2 separate regions of the Homo sapiens genome follow, and region 2 is linked to region 1. A link is an interaction called in ENCODE POLR2A ChIA-PET data of the cell type or tissue named here. Cell type or tissue: PC-3. All regions are shown on one strand.

Region 1 (2,500 bases):
CCAGGCGTGGTGGTGCATGCCTGTAGTCCCAGCTATTTGGGAGGCTAAGGCAGGAGAATCGCTTGAACCCTGGAGGCAGAGGTTGCAGTGAGCTGAGATTGTACCACTGCACTCCAGCCTGGGTGACAAGAGTGAAACTCCATCCCAAAAAAACAAAACAAAACAATTTTTTTTTTTTTTTTTTTGTAGAGACTGGGTCTGCTATATTGCCCAGGCTGATCTCAAACTCCTGGAATCAAGTGATCCTCCCGCCTTGGCCTCCAAAAGTGCTGGGATTACAGCCATGAGCCACTACGCCTGGCCTTTTAGTTTAGTTTTGTTTTAGAGACAGGGTCTTTCTCGGTCACCCAGGCTGGCATGCAGTGACACATTCATGGCTCACTGCAGCCTTGACCTACTAGGCTCAATCAAACATCCTGCCTTAGCCTCCCAAGTAGCTGGGACCACAGGTGCACACCACCACACCTGGCTAATTTTTAATTTTTTTGTAGAGACGGGGTCTCAATATGTTGCTCAGGCTGGCCTGAGCTCCTGAATTCAAGCGATTTTCCTGCCTTGGCATCCCAAAGCGTTGGGATTATAGGTCGTGAGCCATTTTGCCTGACCATGTCTTCATTTTTTAATGGCAGTATTGCATTGTATATGCTCTCTAATTTAGTTATCTAATCTCTTACTCATAGGAATAATTTTTTTTTCCCAGTTCTTTGCTAAGTGGCAATTAATCATACCTTTAGGCATTTTTTAGGTTTTATTTCTTTTTTTTTTTTCTGAGACGGAGTCTCACTCTGTTCCCAGACTGGAGTGCAGTGGCGCAATCTCGGCTCACTACAACCTCCGCCTCCTGGGTTCAACTGATTCTCGTGCCTCAGCCTCCCGAATAGCTGGGACTATGGGTGCACGCCACCATGCCCGGCTAATTTTTGTATTTTTAGTACAGACAGGGTTTTACCATGTTGGCCAGGATGGTCTCGATCTCCTGACCTTGTGATCCGTCCACCTCAGCCTCCCAAAGTGCTGGGATTACAGGCGTGAGCCACCGCGCCCGGCCAGGTTTTTGTTTGTTTGTTTGTTTGTTGTTGTTGTTTTTTAGAATAGATCCCTAAAAGTAGAATTGCCAGGAGGCCAAACAGCTTCTCCCCTTAGATTCTCCATGGCAGACCTGTTTCAAAAGGTATGCATATTCAGAATGTTAGTAGATATTACCAAATCAGAAGGAATCCAGATTTACAGGTTTTGAAGCTAACACAGTTTGGGATGCCCTCTTTCTAAACAAGAATAAAAAGCTCTTAAGTATCAGATTTTGTGCAAACTGAAGATCGATTTAGAATAAGAAAAGAATTTGCTACCAATTGCTGCGAGCTTGAAGATTCTCTTTTGAGCTCTCTTTAAGCAATTTGTCAGAAATGCTGACAGATAAATGCTTCTTGATTTGCAGCCAGCTTTCCCTCTCCAATTTCCAGGCACGCCCAGCACTAGGATGGTAGGGAGGGGCCAGGCTGGGGGGCATGCTAAAGTGTAAGTTTCTTAGGCTTCCTGCCTCTATACTTACCATCTTCTAAAAATCTTATACCAGTTTACACTCTGGTATATTTCTCCACATCCTTGCCAACATTCCATATAATCAATAACTCCTGTTTTTATGTTGAAATTCATAGCCATTTTATTAATCTTCTCTACTTGGGGAGTTTTTTTTAGGCCCTATTGAATGCAGCGTGATCATCTAGTGCTCTAGCTTATCTTAAAATAACCTCTCCCACTGATTGCATAAAGCCAGCAAGAACATGAACCTACTTGGGTTACAAGGATTAACTCTTATTTAGCTGCAACTGCTTTCTAGTACTGCTTATGAATATTCTTTGACAAAAGTGCCTATCATGGAAATTTGAAATTAAATATAGACTCCTCTAGAAAGACAGCAATCTTTGGTTTGGGTAGAGGATTACTGATTTGTTCTATTTTCTCTTCTTGTAATGTTTCATTTATTACAGTATCAGACAGGTTGAATTATTTTATATCTATATATAATTTTTGGAATAGCAGCTTTTTGGCCCCGGTGGTGTAATAATCTAGATAAGTGATCAAAAGGAATTGAGTTTGAAATATCAGCCACTGGCTGGGCGCAGTGGCTCACACCTGTAATCCCAGCACTTTGGGAGGCTGAGATGGACGGATCACTTGAGGTCAGGAGTTTGAGACTAACCTGGCCAACATGGCAAAACCCTATCTCTACTAAAAATACAAAAAAATTAGTTGGGCACGGTGGTGCATGCCTGTAGTCCCAGCTACTCCGGAGGGTGAGGCAGGAGAATCATTTGAACCAGGGAGGTAGAAGTTGCAATGAGCTGAGATCGCACCACTGCACTCCAGCCTGGCGATAGTGTGAGACTCCGGCCCAAAAAAAAAGAAAAAGAAATATCAGCTGCTAAAGGATCAGAGACTAGATATCTTCCCCAGCCCCCGAGTTTCTCTCTCTGCAAACACACACACACACACACACACA
Region 2 (2,500 bases), 81 kb before region 1:
TGCAGAGTTTCCAGGTGTGCACTGGAAGTGAGGTCACATGAGCAGCGTGGGAAGAAGACTCTGTCAAGACTCTCAGAAGAACCTGGAGTAATTGTGCCTGAAGCTCAGCGTGAAGTCTGAAATATGCAACAGAAGAAATATATCTCTATCTCTCTACTCTGGGCTCTGTGTTTTTCCTCCTGGGTGTCAGGAAGCCATCACCATTCATTGGGCCTTCTCCAGAAGTCTTAGCTGGTACTTTGGTAGCCTTGAGAAGGTAAAGATCTCATTCCTCCAGATTAAGAACAGTTTAGAATCCACCCAGAGGGACTCAAGAACCCATCTAGCCTGGGTGCAGGGGTTCACGCCTGTCATCTCAACACTGGGAGGCTGAGGCAGGAAGATTACCTCAGCCCAGGAGTTTGGGACCAGCCTGGGAAACAGTGAGACCTCGTCTCTACAAGAATTTTTTTTTAATTAGCCAGGCGTGGTGGCGCACATCTGTAGTCCCAGCTACTCAGGAGGCTGAAGCAGGAGTTTGAAGCTGCAGTGAGCCAAAATTGCACCACTGCACTCCAGCCTGGGTGACAGAGTGAGACCCTGTCTCAAAAAACATCTAATCCAGCTCCTTTTTCTGAGGGGTAAACAGGCCCAGAGAGGCTCAAAGACTTCTTCTTTGCCACCCAGCAAGCCAGGGGACCAGCAGGACCTGAGCTTAGTTTGAGAGCCCTGACCCAGCACTCCCACCCCCACCACCAGGCCAGGCTGCAGCAGGTGCTGGCTTCTCTATCCTTGGCCTTAGCAGGGTCCATCCTAGAAGACTGGCCCTGCCACATGGGGCACCTTCAACAGAGGCAATCCCAGCCATGGCCTGGTCGTTATGATTGGAGCTTTTTCTTTTCGGGGCAGGAGCAGCAGCAGCCTAGGTCCCTCGTCACTGTCCTAGGACTCATGTTGAAAAGGGTTGTCCATCCTCCCTCCCTTTCCCAAGCCTCCTCTCCCCCTCCCACTCTCCTACCATTGACAGCCGGAGCTCGGTATCAGTCCTTCACAGCTTGCTTAATGTGGGAGCAAGGGTGAAGGTTTCTAGACCTCTAAAGTCACCCTATCAGCCAGCCACACTGAGCTCAGCTTGGGGAACAAATTCCTGCCCAGGCTGCCACATGTCAAGTTCTCCTAGTTGCCAGGAGGGGGCACTCCTGACAACCAACCGATAACAGCACTGGGGTTTTTGTCAGCTGCCGTGGTGCTAACCATGCCTGTAGTATCTCAATCCTTACAACTCTTGGAGGGAGGCATTTTTATTATCATCATTTAGCAGATCAGAAAACTGAGGCTTAGAGCTGTGAAATGACGAGCCCAAAGTCACAGCTAACTATTTGATGGTGGCAGCAGCCTTCAGAAAGAGGCAGGAAGCCTCCAGAGCCACTCAGTCACTACACTCTCCGGCTCGCATAAGAGCCTGGCTGGGCAGGTAAGCAGGAAGGAGCTAATGGCAAGAATTCGAAGGAAAAGGTACTTAGGTTCAGAGGCTAAGATAATTCGTTTTTTCTGGCTCCTGTTTTAGTGAACATCTGAAGCTGTACCCTGGTTCTCCAGAATGTTGTGGTTTTTGTTTCCCAATATCAACTCTCAGGTCAATAAGGAGGAAAAATTAACAACTAGGTTCAGCATATTAGGCACAGGCAGTAAATATTAGAACACTTAGACTCTGCTGGCCAAGAGCTCACAAACTAGCCTGTGGGTTTAACCTGGGCTATGGCTGTGCTGTGTTAGGCTAGCACAACGGTTTTCAAAGTAGTAGTAGTATTTTTAGAGACAGGGTCTGGCTCTGTTGTCCAGGCACGATCACGATCATAGCTCACTGCAGCCTTGACCTCCTGAGCGCAAGTGATCCTCCTAAGTAGCTAGGGTCACAGATGTGCACGACCATGCCTGGCATGCATGCATTCTTTATTTATTTATTTATTTATTTATTTATTTTATTTATTTATTTATTGGCAGAACAGGGGTCTCTCCATGTTGCCCAGGCTGGTCTCAAACTCCTGGCCTCAAGCAGTCCTCCCGCTCCAACCTCCCAAAGCGTTGGGATGACAGGCATCAGCCACTACTCCTGGCCTCAAAGTACCATTAAAAAAAAAAAAAAATCTTAGGTAACACATGCACTCGCCGCATCCCTGTCCTTCTCCACCATATTAGATCAGGTCGTAGTTCCCCATTATTGTCACCTGCTGTAAACATTTGGAGTTTACATTCTTCAACTCAAGTGAGTCGTGATCCTGACAGAGGATTCTGATTTAACGGTCTGAGGTGGCAACCCACAGTGGTATGCTTTTAAAGCTCCTCAGGCCTTTCTAACAAGCAGGCAGGCAGAACTAGGGAAGCGTAACCCCACCCCTGCTGCTCTGGCAGGCCTGTCTTGGCCCCACTGAGTTGGAAGCACTGCAGGACCCAGGACCAGCCTCCAGGACTCCTCCTGACAGGTTCAGAGGGCAGATTTGGGGGTGGAGGTGCTCCTCTC

What was found. ChIA-PET counts read pairs that join two places held together with the same protein. Peaks named below come from ENCODE experiments on the same cell type or tissue, not always from the same donor. Only the 100,000 strongest peaks of a DNase experiment are listed, where the experiment ranks them.
Region 2: POLR2A ChIA-PET joins it to region 1 with 22 read pairs; 7 of 35 experiments call an interaction of 5 or more read pairs at or near these places.

Annotation. Positions count from the first base shown.
Region 1 is chr17:50,442,160-50,444,659 of GRCh38, forward strand. The region is part of intron 1 of ACSF2 (acyl-CoA synthetase family member 2); the gene reads left to right. Among named protein-coding and RNA genes, the nearest start is that of ACSF2, 17 kb to the left of the region's middle. In PC-3, no CTCF peak of the experiment used is centred here; a DNase peak (open chromatin) is centred at 1,232; H3K4me3 peaks cover 507 bases.
Region 2 is chr17:50,360,996-50,363,495 of GRCh38, forward strand. XYLT2 (xylosyltransferase 2) reads left to right here. Exons shown (of 11, transcript NM_022167.4): 11 at 1-190. Among named protein-coding and RNA genes, the nearest start is that of MRPL27, 11 kb to the right of the region's middle. In PC-3, a CTCF peak has its summit at 1,167 (motif pointing right); a DNase peak (open chromatin) is centred at 1,176.